2 separate regions of the Homo sapiens genome follow, and region 2 is linked to region 1. A link is a loop called in an ENCODE intact Hi-C map of the cell type or tissue named here. Cell type or tissue: heart right ventricle. All regions are shown on one strand. Links, peaks and the distances in the headings refer to the core of each region. The heading gives the core; the rest is flanking DNA. Region 1 has its middle 36 kb from the start of ZSCAN5A. Region 2 has its middle 4.4 kb from the start of GALP.

What was found. Peaks named below come from ENCODE experiments on the same cell type or tissue, not always from the same donor. Only the 100,000 strongest peaks of a DNase experiment are listed, where the experiment ranks them.
Region 2: a loop joins it to region 1, with 2.3 times the contacts of the local background. A loop is called at or near these places in 6 of 110 quality-filtered maps.

What each region holds. Positions count from the first base shown.
Region 1 is chr19:56,348,194-56,353,569 of GRCh38, forward strand. It overlaps a transcript of ZSCAN5A not described here. Among named protein-coding and RNA genes, the nearest start is that of ZSCAN5A, 36 kb to the left of the region's middle. In heart right ventricle, for the core only: CTCF peaks have their summits at 2,468 (motif pointing left) and 2,672; a DNase peak (open chromatin) is centred at 2,460.
Region 2 is chr19:56,168,873-56,174,248 of GRCh38, forward strand. No RefSeq gene overlaps it. Among named protein-coding and RNA genes, the nearest start is that of GALP, 4.4 kb to the right of the region's middle. RefSeq lists an enhancer at 3,091-3,220. In heart right ventricle, for the core only: CTCF peaks have their summits at 3,200 (motif pointing left) and 3,401; a DNase peak (open chromatin) is centred at 3,189; H3K27me3 peaks cover 823 bases.

The sequences.
Region 1 (5,376 bases), core at 323-5,322:
GGAAGGAAAGTAAACCTCCTTCCAAACACTAGAGCTAGTCTCTCTCTGTCTTCTCCTCTCTAATCCAGATCTCCCCTCTCCCCAGAGCATGACCGTAAGGGGCATCTCAGGAAAAAGGCTAATCCAATCTTTTTCTCAACCTTAGTTGACACACGCTTGCAAGCCATTGTCATGATAGCTCTACTAGTCAGAAAAGCCTCCAAGTTAACCCTAGGAAATAATTTAACTGTTTACAGCCCACATAATGTAGCAGAATCACGGTCCTCTAGGGGGAGCTCTTAGCTGACAGCCAGTAAAGCAAGATGTACATAAGGCAGGATAAGCAGTAGTCACTCTCCCCAGGCACAAACGCTCAATTAGCTGAGCTAATAGCTCTTACAAGAGCACCTAAATTAAGCAAGGGAAAGGCAGCTAACATTTACACTAACTCCAAGTATGCTTTCATAGCTCTCCATGCTCATGCTGGGGCCATTTAAAAGGAAACACATTTTCTTACCACTAATGGATCTCCTATAAAATATCACCAGGAAATTAGCAGGTTATTATCCTCAGTTTTTCTTCCACAAAAAAATAGCAAGGATGCATTTTAAGGAACATTAAAAGGAAACAAGGTAGCCGAAAGAAATAAATTAGCTGATCAGGCAGCTAAGTCAAAGGCATGAAAGCTTCGAGGTATTAACACACTTCAAGCCCCTTCTAATCTAAAAAGACTCTGTAAGAGAAATTAAACCTCAGTATTCCCCTACAAAAATAGAATAGACTACTTCTCTAGGGCATACTTTTCAGCCCTCAGGATGGCTACAGTCAGGATGGCAAACTCTATTTGCCAGCCTCCAGCCAATGAAAAGTTCTTAAAATCCTTCACCAAGCTTTTCACTTGGGAAAGGATAAAACTTATCCATGTGCTCAGAAATTGTTTTCAGGCAGGAAACCTCTAAATTGGTTAAGCATGTAACCTCTCTAGCTCACTTCCAGCAGGAACCACCTCTATTTAACCCAAGAAATTTGGTATTAGTAAAACTCTCACCTCTGTCACCTTCCCTAAGCCAAGCTAGGAAGGGCCCTACACTGTTGTTCTCTCAACCCCCTTGGGCAGTAAAAGTTACAGGAATCAACTTGTGAATACATCACGATCAAGCCAAAGCCTGCAAAGCTGAGGAAGCAACCCCTGACGGTCCAGAGGAATGTCCTCAATATCAGTGTGAAGAAATAGAAGATCTTGGCCGAGCGCGGTGGCTCACGCCTGTAATCCCAGCACTTTGGGAGGCCGAGACGGGCGGATTACGAGGTCAGGAGATCGAGACCAGCGTGGCTAACATGGTGAAACCCTGTTTCTACTAAAAATACAAAAACTAATTCAAATTAGCCGGGTGCAGTGGTGGGCGCCTGTAGTCCCAGCTACTCAGGAGGCTGAGGCAGGAGAATCGCTTGAACCCGGGAGGTGGAGGTTGCAGTTAGCCAAGATCACACCACTGCACTCCAGCCTGGGCGACAGAACAAAACTCCGTCTCAAAAAAAAAAAAAAAAAAAAAAAAAAAGTAGAAGATCTTAAGCTGAAAATCATAAAAGATAAGTAACTGAGTGAGGGCTACGCATCTTACTCAGTCCCACTCCTACCTTATCAAATACTTTTTATTATTTCTAAACTTTCCTCTCAAAGTTCACTGCCAAATATTAGAACTTCTTTTTAATGCATATTTGCAGAGAGATTTAATTATTCATAGAATCATATTTGTAACTTTGTAAATCCCCAAAGGGACATGTTATGTCTTGGCAAGTAAAGTTTTAAATGAAAATTATTTACTATGCCACTCTTGTGAAAATTGTTCTAGTCAAGCTACTATTTGCAATAGAACTAAACGCTGTGGCACTCACAATGTGGAATTCTGGTTGTAAAATTCTAATTGCTGTAATATTTTGCCAGATTATCATCCTTATAACAGGATTAATAATTGCAGGAAAAATTTAGTCAAGGTTGTTTTGCTTATAGCAGGACTAATAGTTATGGATAAGAAGCATGAAAGTTATACCATCACTAAGTTTGAAAAGACTTTTTACTAAAGGTTGGTAATATAATACACACTATGAAAAGGTTATAAAGGAAGAGATTTTATGTACGGAAGGATTTTGTATGGTAAATTCTTGTACTAAAGGGAAATAACCGGTTGTTTAAAGAAAGGATGTTTAGGACAAATCAAAAAGTGTAAAGGTGTTGTAAGAAGGTTTATAAAAGTCATAAAAGAATTTAGTAATTAAAGGAAAGGAATTGTCAAAATTAACGCTAAAGTTATTTTAGCCACCCAATAATGTCTTTCTCCCAATCATATTGCAAGTTGTAAAAATGGCCTAGGCCTAAAGTTATTCTCTAACGGCAGATTAAGGGGGAAATGTCCGCTTTTCTCTAGGAAAAAGTTACCGCTATATTAACGTTTCTGGTAATGTACACCGACATCTAGTGGAGGCAAGCCAGTATTGCAATCCATTGGTGTAACTAAAAGGTGTCAAACTCTACTGTCAGTTATGGTCTAACAGGGCCCCCCACTAACGGTGGTAATTTTAATAATTGTATCCTAACCCTACATTTTAAATCTTCTTGTAAAATTTATATTTTTTCACCTTAAATCAAATAAAGTTTAATATTTTAATATTTTATTAAATAATGTTTTATTTAATAAAACATTAAATAAAGTTTAATAGAAGCAATTAAACTTTAAATGGTGCTGTGAGCTGAGCCACACACAGACATGCCATTCTTCTGAGAACCTCAGATCAACCACAGGAGAAGGCCCAATTGCTGTCCCCCCCCAACCACACGCCCCTTTTCAGCAGACAGTACCCAGAAAGAATCATCATCTAACACCCCCTAACAGCAGTTAGGTTTACTTCTCTTTGAGGGGGGGATATTACAGGAGTTATTAAGAAATCATTTTAGGCATACAGTAAGGGTAAAGGTTCTTGGTGAAAATTTTCCTGTAATAAGAAATCTCTTTTCTAACCAAGCAATCTCTTTTCTAACCAAAAAGGCGGCTTCAAGGGCCGGGCTGACAAGCTTTGATATGCAAATGCTGGCCACTAGAAACTGGGTCCACTCAACATGGTGATTCCCACCGTCTTCTCCTTGTTACCACCTGTGCAAAGTGTGAAGGCCACCTCCAAGTAACACCATGTGTTCAAACCATCATGGCAACCCACATTTGCATATTAAAAGGCTATGGCGGGAGGGCCTGGTTTCTCCCAGGCTACATGAATAACACACCTGGTCAAGCCAATCCTTTGGGCCCTATGCAAACCAGATACTGCCTCCTCCAGCCTCCAGATATAAGGGACTGTCTTTCTGTTGCGCACAGGGTCTATCTCTGTTCCTTTCCCATGTCTCAGTACGGGGGAGCTGTTCTCTTCTTTCTTCCTTCTTACTTGCTATTAAACTTTTCACTCCTTAAAACTACTCCACATGTGTCCATGTCGTTAATCCTATCAGCACCAGACCAAAAAGCCTGGTAATCGTCCAGTCATCGGAGCTGTATCAAAATGAACTTGGGCTGCTCTGTCCCAATGTCTCCATCCTTTGCATCTTAACCTGTCGCAGAACAAGAAAAGTGGTGCCGCTAAGATTGCACAGGTGCAGCGAATACGAACCTGGGAAGACTGTGGTGTTTCTTTAGATGGCTGGTGGATCTATCTGGATTGAAGGGATTCCTTTTCCCAGCAATAATTTTACAGACCTGAGACGTTTGCAAGATGAAATTGTGTTGCGGGATGAAGATGTCATTACACTTTCTTACCCAAAGTCAGGTAGGGAAGTGGGACCCGAAACTCAGGAAGGGATGCGGTGAAGATACTGATGGAGTGCCTTCTTTATGCCCTGCGCTTGGGTATGCTTTGGTGGATAGTGTGGGGTTTTTTTGTTTGTTTGTTTCTTTGTTTTTGAGACGGAATCTCGCTCTGTCACCCAGGCTGGAGTGCAGTGGCACGATCTCAGCTCACTGCAAGCTCCGCCTCCTGGATTCACGCCATTCTCCTGCCTCAGCCTCCCAAGTAGCTGGGACTACAGGCGCCGATAGTGTGGTGTTTTAACAAAGCTTCTACTCAGAGAGACGGATTAAACCAGACAATTAAACATAATGCAAATGAATGTGATTACTGGGGCACTGTAGAGACAGAGAGAGACATGAGATCCCACAGAAGCTAAGGCAGATTTAAGTGATCATGCAGGATGGTTAGAAGGGACTGATTATTGAAAGAATTTCGGTGAAAAAATAAACATTTATCCTTAGATGCTGAGCGTGAATGTGAGACTGTTAGATGTAAAAGAAAAAATATTCTGACACTTGGGTAAATGGTGAGGAAGAATATTCAAGACAATTGCAACAGGGGAGAGAGACCCAACTCTGAATATAGCAATGATAGTTGGTTTTTTGTAGACAATTATCAAAGTAAGGCGGTCAGTGGGTGGGAAATTACAAAGAACAACTTGATTAGGTATCAGGAGCAGAATCCTTGCTAAAGGCAGGCCAAAGATTTAGACATTAAGAGTGGAACATGGGAAATCTGATCAGGTATCAAGGATGGGGGGATTCTCATTACCCTTGTTGAAACTGGGTGCAACACAGTTTCAACACAGATGTCCAAAGTCCAGGCCTAGTCAGGAAGAGGACTCAGGGAAGCCCAAGTCAAGTCTGGTCGAGGAGAAGGTCTTTGCCAGATGGCAGTGTTTCGATCTATTACACTACAGACATTGTGGGCCACATAATACATTTTCAGGGGGAAGAGGGCTGTCCTGTGCATTGTAGGATGTTTAGCTGCATCCCTGGCCCCTGCCCACTGGAGTCAGTAGCATACTCAAGTGTGATAACTCAAAATGTCTGCAGTCACTGTTAATTTTCCCTTGAGGTGGACACAGTTTACCCCAGCTGAGAACCGCATGGATGAGGAGAAGGCACATACATATGCCTGAGGTTTCAGGCAAAGAATAGTAGACATGTGTTGGTGTCATGCATTGAGGCAGAGATCGCTGGTGGAGAAGCACATACAGGGAAGCTGGGATTATCGAGTGTAACGGATACTACAGTGTAACTAGAGAAAGAATATGAAAGGTGGGAAAATGGGAGTGAAAATATTGTAATATTTAGCAAGTGCATGTGTGCAGTGGTTCAATGGTCTATTCTGTGCATTAAGACTATTTGGTGCCATTGTTTTACTGGGCTGAGCTTATTTCACTTAACATAATTTCTTCCAGTTCCCTCCCTCCATGTTGGCTGCACATGACAGTTTTGCTCTTTTTAAAATGATATTGAGGCCGGGCGCGGTGGCTCACGCCTGTAATCCCAGCATTTTGGGAGGCCGAGGCGGGCGAATCAGGAGGTCAGGAGGTCAGGA
Region 2 (5,376 bases), core at 322-5,321, 180 kb before region 1:
TGGATGTGTTAATTAGCCCAATTTAATAATTTTACAGTGTATACATAGATCAAAACATTATGCTGTATGCCATAAATAGATTCAATTTGTATTTGTAAATTTAAAAAAATTTTAAGAAAAAAATAAGCAAATACATAAATAAGTAAATAGACATATTTTTAAATGGTGGTCATAATAAATGTCCCTGAGAAGAGGATAGGAAGTCATCCACACGTAGCTGGCAAGAACATTCCAGGCAGAGACAATGGCAGAATGCACTCTCTTTTCCCACTCTTGTCAACATTCTACCTGCTTTTCAATTTAACTAATATCATCTGTGCACCTACAGAAAAAACAAAAGCCAGCTGGGCACGGTGGCTCACACCTGTAATCCCAGCACTTTGGGAGGCCGAGGCAGGTGGATCACGAGGTCAGGAAATCAAGACCATCCTGGCTAACACGGTGAAACCCCGTCTCTACTAGAAATACAAAAAAAAATTAGCCGGGCGCCGTGGCGGGCACCAGTAGTCCCAGCTACTCAGGAGGCTGAGGCAGGAGAATGGCGTGAACCCGGGAAGCAGAACTTGCAGTGAGTTGAGATCGTGCCACTGCAGTCCAGCCTAGGAGAAAGAGTGAGACTCCATCTCAAAAAAAAAAAAAAGAAAAAACAAAAGCCAGCTGGGCACAGTGGCTCACACCTGTAATCCCAGCACTTTGGGAGGCCAAGGCTGGCGGATCACCTGAGGTCAGGAGTTTGAGACCAGCATGGTCACCATGGTGAAAGCCTGTCTCTACTAAAAATACAAAAATTAGCCAGGCGTGGTGGTGCACACCTGTTATCCCAGCTACTCGGGAGGCTGAGGCACAGGAATCGCTTGAACCTGGGAGGTGGGGGTTGCAGTGAGCCGAGATCGAGCCACTGCACTCCCAGCCTGGGCGACAGTGTGAAACTGTGTCTCAAAAAAAGAAAAAAAAAAAAGAAAAAGAAAAAACAAAAGCCATAAAGATACAACTCAGGCTGGGCGCGGTGGCTCATGCCTGTAATGCCAGCACTTTGGGAGGCCGAGGCAGACGGATCATGAGGTCAGGAGATCAAGACCATCCTGGCTAACATGGTGAAAAACCCTGTCTCTATTACACACACACACACACAATTAGCCAGGCGTGGTGGTGGGTGCCTGTAGTCCCAGCTACTCGGGAGGCCGAGGCAGGAGAATTACTTGAACTCGGGAGGCAGGTGTTGCAGTGAGCCGAGATCCAGCCATTGCACTCCCAGCCTGGGCAACAGAGTGAAACTGTGTCTCAAGAAAAAAAAAAAAAGAGAAGAAGAAGAAAGAAAAAACAAAAGCCAGAAAGACACAACTCAGCCCACCAACATGGGAGAGCATGTCATTTCCCACCTGGGCGCCTCCGGTGTACACTGTTTCCCGCTTTCCTTCTGATTCAAGGTCACGGGAGGCTGCTGGCTGCTTCTGCACTCTTGTTTTTGTAACTGGATGTCCGGGACCTTTGGAAGGCGAAGGCACCTGCTTATTTCATCTCCTCCCCACCGTTGTCATGGGCCAAACTCCAGGATGTCCTTCCGCCCTGGTTAGCTCCCGCCATGAGTCAGCCCTCTCCTCTCCACGTGCCCCCACTTGAACCACTCCTGTGAATGCAGCGTCAGCATCGATGATGTATTTCACATGCAGCTCTCAGCTTTGGACATTGCGTTGGCTCCCCTTCACTCTGACTCACCTTGACTCTGCACAGAAATGCTCCTGGGAGAGAACGCTGACACTTCTCTTCCTGACTGCAGATTCCCGTCCTGTGGCCGCTTCCACATCTGAATCTTTCCAATAGTGGGATTTTCAGCCTCACCCACCCATGCCTCTTTGAAAAGCTAAGAATGCAACCCCTCTTGTTCAATAATTCAGTTAGGTGTTTCTAGCACATGACCAATACTTAGGTCTTTTCCAGCCCCTCCCATGAACTTTCCCTAAAAAATGTAACTTTCTCAAGTAAAATGGGAATCTTTCTGTGGTGCTGGTGGGACTGAAAACTGGTATGTGATTGTCGAAAGGCAATCTGGATGTGTATACTAAGAATCCCAGAGGCTGGGCGTGGTGGCTCACACCTGTAATCCCAGCATTTTGAGAGGCCGAGGCAGGTGCATCACCTGAGGTCAGGAGTTCAAGACCAGCCTGGCCAACATGGTGAAACCCCATCTCTACTAAAATACAAACAAATTAGCTGGGCATGGTGGCAGGTGCCTGTAATCCCAGCTACTCAGGAGGCTGAGGCAGGAGAATTGCTTGAACCTGGGAGGCAGAGGTTGCAGTGAGCTGAGATTGTACCATTGTACTCCAGCCTAGGGAACAGAGCAAGACTCCGTCTGAAAAAAAAAAAAAAAAAAAGAATCCCAGAATGGTTATACCTTTTGACTGAGTTGCTTTTCTTCTAGGACTTAAACCTAAAGGATTCGTCAGAAATTTGTAGGAATGGCACTAAAAAGGAGTGAACTGTTGACACACACCACAGCGTGGATGAATCTCATGCACTAAGTAAAAGAAGTCAGACTGAAAAGGCTGCACACTGTAGGATCCAGTTTGTATAACATTCTGGTAAAAGCAAAACTTTGTTTTTATTTTATTTTTACTTTTGAGATGGAGTCTCGCTCTGTCACCCAGGCTGGAATGCAGTGGCATGATCTCGGCTCACTGCAATCTCCACCTCCTGGGTTCAAGCGATTCTTCTGCCTCAGCCTCCCAAGTAGCTGGGATTACAGGTGCACACCACCACGCCCAGCTAATTTTTGTATTTTTAGTAGAGACGGGGCTTCACCATGTTGGCCAGGCTGGTCTTGAACTCCTGACCTCAGGTGGTCCACTCGCCTTGGCCTCCCAAAGTGCTGGGGTTACAGGCGTGAGCCACCGTGTCTGGCCTATCACAAACATTTTTTAAATAACAAATTAGAAAAACACAACCACAAGGAAACTGTGGGATGTGGTGATGGTGTCAGGGACGTTTGTGTCCACACTCGTCACATGGTAACATTACGTGCGTTTTTGGTACACCAATTATACCTCAATAATGTGGTTTTGAAAATAAATCTAACTCAAATGGCTTAAGTGTGGCAGGGAGCAGGAAGCGCAGAGGTGGGGGCCGCCAGGCTCCCAGGCCCAGCTCCCGGTGTTTCCCAATGCCTGGGGCTCAGCTGCGGCCTGGGCTTTACGCCCCCTCCTGGCGACAGAAGACATAGCGGCTCCCCGACTTCAGGCTTCTCCCACAACATCCAGGAAGGGAGGAAGAGAGAGGAGGGGGAGAAGGAATGGGGGCAAAGGGAGAGGGGAAGCGGGAGACAGACCAGAGAAATGAAATGTGGTGAAATGTAAGCATTTGGAAAATCAGAGTATCTGGGAATTCTTTGGGCAACTTTCCTGTAAGTCTGAAATTACTTCAAAATTAAAAAAAAAATTAAGGGTTGGGCGCAGTGGCTCACACCTGTAATCCCAGCATTTTGGGAGGCCGAAGCTGGAGGATCACCTGAGGTCAGGAGTTCAAGACCAGCCTGACCAACATGGTGAAACCCTGTCTCTACTAAAATATAAAAATTAGCCGGCCATGATGGTGGGTGCCTGTAATCCCAGCTACTCGGGAGGGTGAGACGGGAAAATCGTTTGAACCCGGGAGGTGGAGGTTGCAGTGAGCTGAGATCACACCACTGCACTCCCGCCTGGGCAGCTGAGCAAGACTCCGTCTCAAAAAAAAAAAAAAAAATTAAGGGCCAGGTGCGGTGGCTCATGCCTGTAATCCTAGTACTTTGGGAGGTCTCGACAGGAAGATCACTTGAGTCCAGGAGTTCTAGACCAGCCTGGGAAACATAGCAAGACTCGATCTCTATAAACAAACAGAAAAACAAAAATTAACCGGTTGTGGTGGCACATGCCGGCAGTACCAGTTACTCGGGAGGCTGAGGTGGGAGGATTGCTTGAGCCCAGGAGGTCGAGGCTGCAGTGAGTTATGATTGTGCCACTGCACTCCAGACTGGGTGGCAGAACAGGACCCTGTCTCAAAAAAAAAAAAAAAAAGAATAAATTTTTAAAATAAATAAAAACAAAAAGTAAAAAAATTGAAAGGAAACTCCAAGGGGAAAAAATAAGTTTAAAAAGAACAAGGAGGCCAGGCACGGTGGCTCATGCCTGTAATCCCAGAACTTTGGGAGGCCAAGGTGGGAGGATCGCTTGAGGTCAGTAGTTCCAGACCAGTCTGGCTAACATGGTGAAACCGTGTCTCTACTAAAAATACAAAAATCAGCTGGATGTGGCGGCACACGCCTGTAGTTCCAGCTACTTGGGAGGCTGAGGCAGGAGTATCGCTTGAACCTGGGAGGCAGAGGTTGCAGTGAGACTCCATCTTAAAAATAAACAAATAAATAAAAGAGCAAGGAAGCTTTGTTTTTAGTTTCTTTTCAGAAGTTCCCCAGCAAATGTCTTTTCTACTCTCCCTGGCTGGAATGGATTGTACACAGGAACCTGGTACATGTGGGCGCCAAGGTACCTACCCACACTGAAGGAAAGAGAGAGGGAAGGATCTGTTCAGATCCCAGTCTCCTTCTCACCCCTAGGCCAGGCATAGAGTCCACACCCTCATGGCATGTGGGGCGCCTGGAGGAGCTGCAGGCATTTAACTAAAAGCCAGCCAGATTCATCTCCAGCCAGAGCCAGGTGGATGCTGGGTCAGAAACTGCAGCGTCCTCTGAAGGAAAGGGTGCTCGTGTCTGTAGCTTGCATTTACTAAGAGGGACACAGACTCAGTTACAGAAATGAGAAGAAAGATGGCCGGGTGAGGTGGCTCACACCTGTAATACCAGCATTTTGGGAGGCCGAGGAGGGCAAATCACCTGAGGTCAGGAATTCGAGACCAGTCTGAACAACATGGTGAAACCCCATCTCTACTAAAAATACAAAATTAGCCAGGCTTGGTGGCACACACCTGTAGTCCTAGCTACTGGGGAGGCTGAGGCAGGAGTATTGCTTGAACCCAGGAGGTGGAGGCTACAGTGACAAGAGATTGTGCCACTGCACTCCAGCCTGGGTGACGGAGTGAGACTCCATCTCAATAAAAAAAAAAAAAAGAAAGAAATGAGAAGAAAGTGACATTGTGACATTTCTTGCACCACATTTGAGTTTTGCGTGTGTGTGTGTGTGTGTGTGTGTGTGTGTGTGTGTAAGAGAGATAGAGCAAGCTTTGGACCTACCCCGTTTACTTTTCACAAACTAGCTAATGGGCAGTGAGGCAAGGACTTCCCACTGTTTCTCTGACCCTCCATTGGGCTCCAGGTAACCCAGCTTCAAGCTCTCAGCGTCGCCTCCTCAGTCCTGTCTCCCGTGCAGTGGGCGTCACTCCCTCCTCCTT